Linked DNA regions of Homo sapiens: region 2 is linked to region 1. Evidence: chromatin contacts called from ENCODE Hi-C or POLR2A ChIA-PET data. All regions are on one chromosome and are shown on one strand. The core of a region is the stretch at or near the end of the contact, and the rest is flanking DNA. Distances in the headings are between cores, read along the strand shown.

Region 1 (5,925 bases), core at 508-3,007:
ACTTCAAAGCAAATTCCAAACATCATATCAATTCACCTATAAACACTTCAAGATGCATTTCTAATAAAGAAGGGCTTTTAAGAACCATAACTACAATGCCATTATTACATATAGTGAAATCAACAATGTTTCCTTCATATTAACTAAGTCTCAACCCATGTTCAAATTTTGCAAAGGGATGATGATAACAATTAGTAATGAATTTAAGCTGGCTAAGAAAAGAAGAAACAAGGGTGGTGGTGGAGTTAGGAAGAGCAGAAAGGTAATTGGATCAATAGGTTGCAGGTCCTGCTGCTGGGAACACTGATAGAGTTAGGAGCCCACAGGTAGGGTGCTGGAAGGGTAGGAGGTGATCCCACTTTCCTCTTTGCCCATTGTTTAGTCACATCAGTCTTCCAACCTGGGGTGTTGGAAGATTCTGTACAGATTTCTTCCCTTCAATCTCATCCGTCTCAGCTCCAGTACCTGATTTTTCTCAGGAGAATGTGCAAACTAAATTAGATTCTCCTATTATAACCTTGGTACATCCTTGGAGCACTTGTAATCATAATTTTAAAACTATAGGAAAATTTGACATCTAACTCCACCAAGATCTACAGCTTCTTTGCTCACGACTGTCATTGCTAGTGCCTAGAGACTATCAATAGGATGCTTTCGGCCGGGCGCGGTGGCTCATGCCTGTAATCCCAACACTTTGGGAGGCCGAGGCGGGCGGATCACCTGAGGTCAGGAGTTCAAGGCTAGCCTGACCAACATGGTGAAATCCCGTCCCTACTAAAAATACAAAAAAAAAAAAAAAAAATTGCTGGGCGTGTTGGCGAATGCCTGTAATCCCAGCTGCTCGGAAGGCTGACGTAGGAGAATCGCTTGAACCCGGGAGGCAGAGGTTGCAGTGAGCCGAGATCGCGCCATTGCACTGCAGCCTGAGCAACAAGAGCGAAACTCCATCTCAAAAAAAATAAATAGGACGTTTTCAATAAATATTTGTTGGACTAAGGAAGGAGTATCAATAGTGTCAAATGCCACAGACTTCTAAATCCATCCATAACACGGTTTCCAACAAGGATTCTAAATTATTTGCTCTCCAATGAGGGTCACCATTTCCTCGCTTGTAGAAAGGTGCAACTTAGGAGGGTCGTATGAGTTAATTTATTTTTATTTTTATTTTTTTTGAGTCGGAGTTTTGCTCTTGTCGCCCAGGCTGGAGTGCAGTGGCGCAATCTCGGCTCACTGCAACCTCCGCCTCCCGGGTTCAAGCGATTCTCCTACCTCAGCCTCCCTAGTAGCTGGGATTACAGGCGCCCGCCAGCAAGTCCAGCTAATTTTTGTATTTTTGGTAGAGATGGGGTTTCACCATGTTGGCCAGGCTGGTCTCGAACTCCTGACCTCAGGCGATCCGCCCACCTCGGCCTCCCAAACCGCTGGGATTACAGGCATGAGCCACGGCGCCCGGCCGTATTAGTTAATATTACTTGAAAATTAAGTTGAGCCCCTCATCCCTGCTGAATTTGGACTGACAGCGTTCTAAAAATCTCTTATCAACCTAAATATGCTAGTTGATAAAGGAAACGATTAATCAAGATTGTCCTAAACAGTACAGCCCTCCTTAAGCTCGCTCTAAGGTTCTAAAATGATGAGAAAAGGCGTGGGCCCCGCGGTTAGACTTTCCCAGCCAGGCTGCCTCAAGAGGCGGATATTAACCTCCCAGGACGGAAGTTCCGGAGCCTTCAAACTCTCGGGGAAGCAACTCGGCAGCGGACCAAGATGGCGGCGCCCTGTGAGGGACAAGCGTTTGCCGTAGGGGTTGAAAAGAATTGGGGTGCAGTAGTTCGCTCCCCAGAAGGGACCCCCCAGAAAATCCGGCAGCTGATAGATGAGGGGATTGCCCCGGAAGAGGGAGGCGTGGACGCGTGAGTTCACGAGTTAACCCTGGGTCCGGCGTTGGAAGATTGAAGAAGGCTTGGGGAAGGGGTGGCGGGTTGGGGGAGGTTCCCCTCGGTCGGCGACTCGGGCAGTGGGGATGGCTTCTTAGAATCTGAAAGAAACTCTGGTTACTATGTTTGATCGGCTTTGATCTTCCCCTCGGGGTGTACCAGATTCCCAACCGCAGCCGAAATTTTGTCATCGGACATTATTTTTGGAAGTAAAGAGGACCGTTAACTGAATGAGTTCACTTGACTTCTCTTAATTGGGGATTCTTAACCTTTTTTTGTGCCGTGGACCCCTTTGGCTCTCTGGAGAAGCTTATTAACTCTCAGAATATTTTTAAATGCTTAAAGTAAATTACATAGGATTATAAAGGAAACCAGTTAGATTGGAATGTAGTTATCAAGATGGTAAAAGGAAAAAGTTACGCAGTAACAATGCTTTTTATTAAAGAGTCCATAATATCTAGTAGTATGTGTTGTCAACCATAATTTTGAAGTAGTGATGAGCACAAAGGTATTTGAAGACATGCAACCACCATAATGTGGGAACATTATTTCCATTGGTGACAAATTAGCAGGTACTGCTAATACTACTATGGTGTTTTTACCTTCATTCATAATTGAAGAAAATGCTAAATCTTGTCATTTAGAGAGAAATAAATGTCATTTTTACCCATCCAAGTTTATGGATGCTGTGAATTTTTTTTGGCCTAGAACCACACCCGCTTGAGGCTCTCTATGAATCTCTGAGAGTCTTAGAGTAAGTTTATTTCTTTTGAGCTATAATCGTTGATGTAATCCTATTTTTATTAAAATAATGCCTGTCGCCGGGCGCGGTGGCTCACGCCTATAATCCCAGCACTTTGAGGAGGCTGAAGCGGGCAGATCACGAGGTCAGGAGATCAAGACCATCCTGGCTAACACGGTGAAACCCCATCTCTACTAAAAATACAAAAAATTAGCCGGGCGTGGTGGCCCGCGCCTGTAGTCCCAGCTACTCGGGAGGCTGAGGCAGGAGAATTGGTTGAACCTGGGAGGCGGAGGTTGCAGTGAGCCGAGATCGCGTCACTGCACTCCAGCCTGAGTGACAGAGTGAGACTCCGTCTCTAAATAAATAAATAAATGCTTGTCTTTCAGCAATTCCCCAGGCACTGTTGAAATGCCTTCCACTGAAAATGAGAGAATTGCTTTGCTGAGTTTTTTTCTCCCTGATTTTTTTTTCATGAAATCTCCCGAAGATCTTTGATTCGAATTTTCTAATTGGTTCTTTTTTTTTTGGAAGGAGTGGGTATGAAAGGTCCCTCCAGGTAGAAATATCAAAATTGTTTTTTCTGCTGTTAAGAGTCGAATTTCTGCCAGGCGCTGTGGCTCACGCCTGTAATCCCAGCACTTTGGGAGGCTGAGGTGGGCCAATCACAAAGTCAGGAGTTACAGACCAGCCTGACCAACATGGTGAAACCCCGTCTGTCCTAAAGATACAAAAAATTAGCCGGGCCCACGCCTGGTGGTACGCGCCTGTAATCCCAGCTACTGGGGAGGCCGAGGCAGGAGAATTGCTTGAACCTGGGAGGTGGAGGTTGCAGTGAGCCGAGATCGCACCGTTGCACTCCAGCCTGGGCAACAGAGCGAGACTCCATCTCAAAAAAAAAAAAAGTCGAATTTCTGAAGAGATTCAAATTGTATAATGCATACTTGAAGTCTTGAGTCTTATTTTCTGTCTACTAAAGTTATGCCAAATACTTGTGGAGAACAGTGAGTGAGTGAGGAGAATAGTTTGCTAGGATTAGTGGAGCCCTGTAGAGGTAGAAATTGAAGTTTAGATATGGGTAAACTGTAAAGAGTTTTGAATGCCAGACTGAAAAATTTGGATTTTATTTAGTAAGTATTATAAAACCATTGAAAATAATAAGCTGAGGAATGACATGAGTAAAATGATTTTTAGGAAGCTTAAAATCCAGCGTTGGTGTGATTTATGATACGATGTGTAGAGAAGCTAGATAACATTTAAGCAGAGGGTACTGTGAAAGGTTTACCAACAGTTTTGCCACTTTATATTAGGAAGGACACGTCTGCCACATCCCAGTCAGTTAATGGATCACCCCAAGCGGAACAACCTTCATTGGAATCTACAAGCAAAGAAGCCTTCTTTAGCAGAGTGGAAACATTTTCTATATCCTTTTTTAGTTCATGTGAATTGCACTTTCTGCCTGCTTCTAGAATTCCTCCAAGGTATTACACCACTTACTGTGATGCTTTAAACTTAAGAATAAAACCTTGGTAAGAAATTATATAGGAAAGTCAGCATCCTAATATGTTATCACTCAGAGGGACAGTTGAGGTTATCTAACCTTTTCTTTTTACAGAAGAAAAAACTAAGAGCCTGAGAAAAGAAGAAATAATAACTAATACTTGTATATAGTATGTTTTTGTATATATTATCACATTCGATCTTGACCTTAAACCTATGAAAATAAGCATTATTATTATACTTGTTTTACAGAAGAGGAAACAGTTTGGGGCAGGTTATATGACTTGCCCAAGATGAACCTGTTAGCAAATGGCAGATCCAGGATTATAATCTAATGTTTTTTAGATTATTAGAGACTACACTACTATAATGTCTCTTTCTAGATTTTCCTTTGTGTATTAGCTACCTATTGCTGCATAGCAAATTGCCCCAAAACTTAGTGATCTTAAAACAACAAACAGTTTTTATTTCATAATTTCTGTGGATCAGGAATCCAGGCATGGCTTAGCTGAGTCCTCTGGCTCAGGGTCTCTCACAGACTGCAATTAAGGTTGGTCAGGGCACTGTCATTTCAAGGCTCAACTAGGAAAATTGTCTCAAAAGAAAAATAAAATAAAATAAAACAAAACAAAACAAAATTAGCCAGGTGTGGTGGTGCTCACTTGTAATCCCAGCTACTCAGGAGTCTGAGGCAGGAGAATAGCTTGAACCTAGGAGGCAGAGTTTGCAGTGAGTCGAGATCGCGCCACTGCATTCCAGCCTTGGCAGCAGAGCAAGACTCCGTGTCAAAAAAAAAAAAAAAAAAAAAAAACAACTAGGAAAGGGTCCACTTCCAAACTCAGTCATTGGCATACTGTTGGCAGGATTCATTTACTTGTGTCTGTTGGACAGAGGGCTTCAGTTCTATACTGGCCATTGGCCAGAGATGTCCCTCCCCACTTGGTTCCTTGCTATGTGGGCTTCTCTAAAGGAAAGTTCACAACTTGGCAGCTGACTTCCATCAGAGTGAGCAAAGGAGAGAACAAGATACAAGCCAGCCTCATTTTGTAATCTAATCTCAAAAGTGACATCTCATCATTTTTGTCATATTTTATGCATTAGAAGCAAGTCACTAGGCCAGCCCATACTCAAGAGGAGCAGATAACACAAGGGCATGAATATAAGAAGGCAGGGATCATTGGAGCCACCTTAAAAGCTGTTCACATCACCTTGCTTTGAGAGAAGTCTTTAGTAGCTCCAGCTGCTTTTTTTTCCTGCCAAGTTTGCACCCCTACCCGTGTGTGTGTGTGTGTGTGTGTGTGTGTGTGTGTGTGTGTAGACAAAGTCTTGCTATGTTGCCCAGGCAGGTCTCGAACTCCTGGCCTCAAGCAATTATGCTGCCACAGCCTCCCAGAGGGTTGGGAGTACAGGCCTGAGCCGCCAAACCTGGCCCCGAATTTCTGTCTTATAAACTATTAACAAGGTCTTGACCTAGGAATCAAAAATTAACAAAATCTCAGAATTTAAGACCATAAAATAAGCCAAATCACACACCTTTTTTTGATCAAGAAACTAATACTGGCTAGGCATGGTGGCTTACGCCTGTAATCCTAGCACTTTAGGAGGCCAAGGTGGGCGGATCACCTGAGGTCAGGAGTTTGAGAGCAACCTGGCCAATATGGTGAAACCCTGACGCTACTAAAAATACAAAATTAGGCCGGGCGTGGTGGCTTACACCTGTAATCCAAGCACTTTGGTTTGCTGAGGCAA
Region 2 (5,560 bases), core at 2,328-4,827, 1.3 Mb before region 1:
GTACAGTGCCTGAAGAATAGAAAGTACTCAATAAGTGGTGACTGTTATTAAAGTCACAATGCAATAGTTTTTAAGTCAGAAAACCTGGCAAGCCTCTGGAAAACTATATGACCCTGGGCAAGCTACTTACCCTGTATGGACCTCAGTTTCATCCTCCACAAAACATATATAAAATACCTATCTTACAGGTATGTACCAAGAATTAAACAAAACTGTATACAAAAAGCATCTTGCATATATTAGGTGCTCACTAAATTGTAACTAGCATCATTATTAGATACAAAAATAAACATTTGAGTACAGGGATTAGCAGTTTACAAAATATTTTTATGTATAAGAGTATATGTAATTTTATGAATTATTTAAATAAGTGTATTTAATTATTAAATTAGGTGTAAATTTCAGAAAAAAAGTAAAATACAGGCAATCTCTAAGCACACAAAAATAAAAGGCCTTTTTTTAGTCTCAAAGTAAAAATGTGTTCCCTATAACTGAATCTGCTTTAACATTTTTAAAGTCCAAATAAATTAAAAAGAGTTGAAAGGGGAAATATTTGTTTTTTCTGCCTCTGGAAGAAGGGGAAAAGAATTCTAAGTCCTTAGAAAGAAAATAGAGATAAAATTGTTCAATTTTTTTTAATGACTTCACATTTCTTTACACAACTAAAATGTAAGTGCCTTTAATACAAGAGCTCTTTTAAAGTTCTGATTTCCTGTACTATATATACCTTTGTGCAGAAGCAGTAAAACACTATAGTTAAAGACCACAGACTGTGGAGCCTGACTACCTTGATTCAAATTCTGGTTCCATCTAGCTGTGTGACCTTAGGCAAGTTTAAACTTCTCCCTACCTGCTTCCAACATCTGGCAAACGGAGATTCCTCTTGGGATTGCGGTAAGGATTAAATGAGTTGATACACTTAAAAATGTTCATAAGAGAGCCTAGCAAATGGACGGCACATCATAAATGTTTACCATTTTTGTTACTGATTTATTACTGCCACCTCGAAATGCTTAGATCTATGCCAACAAATATTTGCCACTTTGTGGACAATTTCAACAAATGTCTTTAACCTAAAATGAGACCTGTTTAAGAAGTACCTTAATATGGTTTCCACTGCCAGTAAAGATACAACAATTGCTGCTAGAGGGGATTTTAGGGCAAAGGTAAGTAAAGTCAACCCCTTTCCTACATCTTCTGTCACACAGAGAAGTAATATCCTTGCTTGCTTATAGAAGTTCAGAGCCAAGAGTTTTATAATTTAGGCATGGCACACACCAACCCAGCAGACACAATATTCTCCAACTCCAGCTCCATAATACTCAACTATACTCCTTCAAAGAAAAAAGCTTAGATTACTCTTCTAATACTTTACTTTAAATACAAATTATACTGCATTTGTCAATAGAATGTCATAAGGATTAAACAAGATATAGTAAGTGGAAGTGTATGAAAGTTACGTATGTATTAAATACTATTTTATGTATGTACTTGAGAAAATTGCAGCAATGTATTTCTCCAATCTCAAATTGTTGCTTTCTAACTCCAAAACTAGTGTTCTGCCCACTGCAAACCAGGGGCCAGAGTAACAAGACACAAAAGATTAAAGTTGCCATCCCACTAAATCATTTCCTGCTTGAAATGTACTTTCTTAAAATGTCTATACAACAGATAACGCGGATGGTACTTGTGTTATCCAAGCCTCAGGCCTACATCAAAAATTTAAGGAGTGACGTCCTGGAAATACGCTAATTCAAGACCAGAAAAATGTCTCTACAGTTAGATCAAACAATGCCACACCAATTCCCAACTGTCCATAATCCTAGCCTGGGTATAGAAAAAAGCTGAATAACTTCAGATCCAAGAACAAGATAGCCCAGAATATCAGAGGTCAAGTACATAGGGCCACATTTCAACTCCAACTACATGGCTGGACTGTTTATCTGGCTCACTCTCAAATTCAAAGTTGGGTTTCAGCATCAATCAGGGATATGGCCATGAATAGGCTACGCAGGCCAGATCAAACCACAGGTCACTTGGCACCCTTCATTGGGCCAGATCCTACTGAATGCCAACCCTTGACCTGGTGAATAAAATGGGAGGCTGGCAGTCATGACAGATTCTTCCAGTTGCAGCTCCATTTTGAGATTCTTCATTGATATAACCAGTGAAATCAAATTTGGATAAATGTGAAGAATTTCTCAAATACAGATGGAAAACTTACTTGAGTATGCTTCACAGATCTAGTCACTTTTTTGTTTAGTAAAATACTCAGTAAAATATATTATTCATTAATTTGTTTCGTTCATAAAATCGTTTCGGTCCTGTGAGATGGTTAGAGGGACAACTAGCACTTTTCTTCAGGATCTGCACAGATCTTAACCCTTTACTAAGCCAGTTCCTCCACTAGCATGTAAAATTGGAGTTAGATCTGCTCCTCCTTTCAAAGATAAGCCAAAGATAAATAAGATACTATGTAAGAGTATTTTCAGCATTTCAGAAGGAATTTGCTAGAGAAAAAAACACCACCAACAAAAACCTAACAATGCAACTGAATTTTTTTAACACCTAAATCAGGGATCAAGACAAAGCCGGTGTTGAAAATCAAATTCATTAAAGCCAGATGTTTCTATGTTTGAGTTTCCGGACTGGGAAACGTGTCTGTGTCCATACAAACCCATCTTCTAATGAGCCGTAATACTGAAATTCTTCGGTAACGTCCCTCCTTCCCACTCCCTATCTTTTTCAGAACTTCCAGGCATTAAAGACAACGTCTGCCAATCCTACAAGTTCTCCCCGCCTGCTAGGATTCAGATGGATTCCACAACTTTTCAGCCTTCCGTGACTTTTAACACTACTCTAGAGCTAATCACTTTTAATGACCCCACTCTGGAATAGACACTCCTCGGCTTTACACTTTGTCCCGGCAGCAATCGACTGAACTGTCCCCCGACGCCGACCACCTCGGACGACCTCAGACATTCGGGGTAGTTTGCCCGCGGGCAGGGCCCCGCCAACTCCGATTCCTGCCCCAGAGCCGTCCGCCCCCCAAGCCCTCCTCAACCTCAACCCCCAAATCCCAAGCGCAGAACCGCTGGGCTTCCGGTTCTCCTGTGCGCGCCCCGGATCCGCCACACACCTCGCCCCTTCTCCCTGGGCTCGCTCTCCGGACCCTAACCCCTTCCCGAGCGAGGCCGAGCAACGCTCTCAGCAGCTGAACTAAGACTCCGGAGGCCGCACGTCCCCCTCAGCAGGCCCCGCCTGGGCCTCTCGGCTCGGCTGCCCTCCATTGCACCCCTGGCCCAACCGTGCTGACGCGGAAGGGTGGGGCAGCACGAGCTCAAGGCCCGGCACTTACTCGGGAAGGTAGGTGGAGGAAAAGGAGCTCCACTTGTGTAGCGCGTAGGGGAGAAGCCGGCACTCGGGCGCCGCAGCGACAGCTCCGCCAGCCGCCATCTTGTCAGCACCGTAGCGGCCGCCACCGACCGCTGGCAGCGAACGGGAGGAGGGGAGGGGGCGTGGCCTGCTCTTAAAGGGGCCGCCGCCCTCCCCGGCCGCCCGCGCTCCCCGCCCCGCATCGTTACCCGAGCCCAGCGCCGGGCCAATGTCCTATCTCAGGGTTTCCCACGTCGCTCGCTCCTTGACGGCTGACCGACACTGGGTCTGAGGTGTAAGCGCTTTCCAGGCCCTTCCCTGGGGCTTGGAGGGGAATGGCGCAAAGGACTTTTCTTACAAGCAGAGGTAAGGAAAAGCCGAGATGATTACGAACAGAAACACGTTGTAGTTATGGAGCAGGAAGGGAAAATAAGAAGACCAAGTTGGAAAAGGGACGCCTGTGCGCTTTTGGAAGCCACCGCCCTCGCCAGTTTATAAGTCCTTTACGGAAACAACACTGAAGGGAGCTGGAGGGCAGTAGCTAATGTGCTGTCCTCCTGGAGTGGTCCTGGTTTTAAATGTCTTGTCCCCGCCTTCCAGAGTCAGATGGAGACAGGAAAAGGAAATGGTCCCGTGTCCTCCTACCCTGTTTGGTTTGCAGTCTGTGATGCCCTTCATTGTAAACATTTCTTGTGAGCCGCATCCTACTAATCTTGTGGCATTGGTTTGCTCGGGAATGACGTTCACCCACAGACCTGAAAAGTCCTTACAGAGTTGGGAAGCTGCGTGTCATCATTTTTTCAGTTGGCAAATCTGCCCACTTTGAACTGACATAATTGTAGCCTAAAAGTTCAGAGAGAGAGTAGTTCAGGAAAAAGACTATTCCTTCTTCTTAGAGGGAACAGCAGCCCTGAAAACTATGTGGACATCATACCAGCTTCTTACAACAAAAGGTGCACTTGGTCTAAATTATCTGGCAGCTCTAGATAACGTTCTCATCAAGTACCTGTTTGTTGTAGTTATGCATATTTATTCCTTGGCTTAGCCACTGCAGTTACCAAAGAGTATGTCGCTTATTGTCTAAGAGGTTGGACTCCTGAAAGCCTGGACAGTGTCATCATCTTCACCTGAAGAGTGGAAAAATTCAAGCAAAGAGTTTCTCAGGAAATGACCAAGTGAGTCAAAACACCTCAATAATTGTATTCTCTTCCCGTTGTAATCATTAACCTGCCGAAATTCCCTCCAGTCCTTTCCTGACTTCCTGTTTCTATAGATGGAAATTTTAATAGTGGGCTCTACTAGGATATCAAATCAAAAAAGCCAGATAGAAAGGCCAGGCCCGGCACGGTGGCTCACACCTGTAATCCCAGCACGTTGGGAGGCTGAGGTGGGTGGATCACCTGAGGTCAGGAGTTCGAAACCAGCGTGGCCAACATGGTGAAACCCCGTCTCTACTAAAAATACAAAAGTTAGCTGCGTGTGGTGACATACACCTATAATCTCAGCTACTTGGGAGGCCGAGGCACAAGAATCACTTGAACCCAGGAGGCAGAGGTTGCAGTGAGCCAAGATCACACCACTGCACTCCAGCCTGGGCAACAGAGTGAAATTCTGTCTCAGAAAAACAAATAAAATACAATAAAATAAAAAATTACATGTGCTTTCTGTGTTGCAGCAGGTTGGAAAAGCATGTGTTCCTTAAGGGAATGCTGTAACTGTAGTGACTTGGGTCGGGAGCTGCCAGAGACAGTGGGAAAGGGCCAGAGAATGTTAGCCCCAGAGATGATATAGTGGTTATCTTTGAAGAAAATAGACACTTTAAAGGGGAGGAATTAACTCACTCCAATTCCTTTGGGCCCCAGATTTTATAATTCCACTTCTTACCTTAATGTAAGTCAAGTCCTTGTTCTTTTCCAGACATAGTTCCTGAGCAATCTTTTTTAAAAACACATGTTAATTAGTTCTTCTTAAGCTTAAATCCTTTTGGTGACTTTCAATACCCTTCTAAACTGTTTAACAGAGGCCCTTCATAACCTGCCTTGATTTTTCTCTCCAGCTTCCTCACCACCACCCCCCCCCCACTTTTCTCCTTTGCGCTTTTGACATCTGCCCACTAACTAGCACACTGAATTTGTTCCCATAGAGTCCTTGTTCTCTCTAGCCTCCGGAGCTTGCTCTAAGCCAG

What was found. A loop is a pair of places that touch in the nucleus more often than their neighbours do. ChIA-PET counts read pairs that join two places held with the same protein, here RNA polymerase II (POLR2A). Pooled maps may share reads with other maps.
Region 2: a loop to region 1 is called in a pooled map, with 7 times the contacts of the local background. The contact joins the promoter of MKLN1-AS here to the promoter of ZC3HC1 in region 1. A Hi-C loop is called at or near these places in 4 of 50 pooled maps. POLR2A ChIA-PET finds 5 or more read pairs at or near these places in 2 of 52 experiments (HepG2 and OCI-LY7).

What each region holds. Positions count from the first base shown.
Region 1 is chr7:130,047,206-130,053,130 of GRCh38, reverse strand. It overlaps ZC3HC1 (zinc finger C3HC-type containing 1), which reads left to right and starts at 1,757. Exons shown (of 10, transcript NM_016478.5): 1 at 1,757-1,910; 2 at 3,987-4,098. The coding sequence starts at 1,765. RefSeq lists enhancers at 1,444-1,633, 1,694-2,003, 1,631-2,423.
Region 2 is chr7:131,325,796-131,331,355 of GRCh38, reverse strand. It overlaps MKLN1-AS (MKLN1 antisense RNA), which reads left to right and starts at 3,577. Exons shown (of 6, transcript NR_125364.1): 1 at 3,577-3,741; 2 at 4,421-4,550. It overlaps MKLN1 (muskelin 1), which reads right to left and starts at 3,480. Exons shown (of 18, transcript NM_013255.5): 1 at 3,359-3,480. The coding sequence starts at 3,456. RefSeq lists enhancers at 2,562-3,138, 3,145-3,444, 3,139-3,715 and a silencer at 3,495-3,654.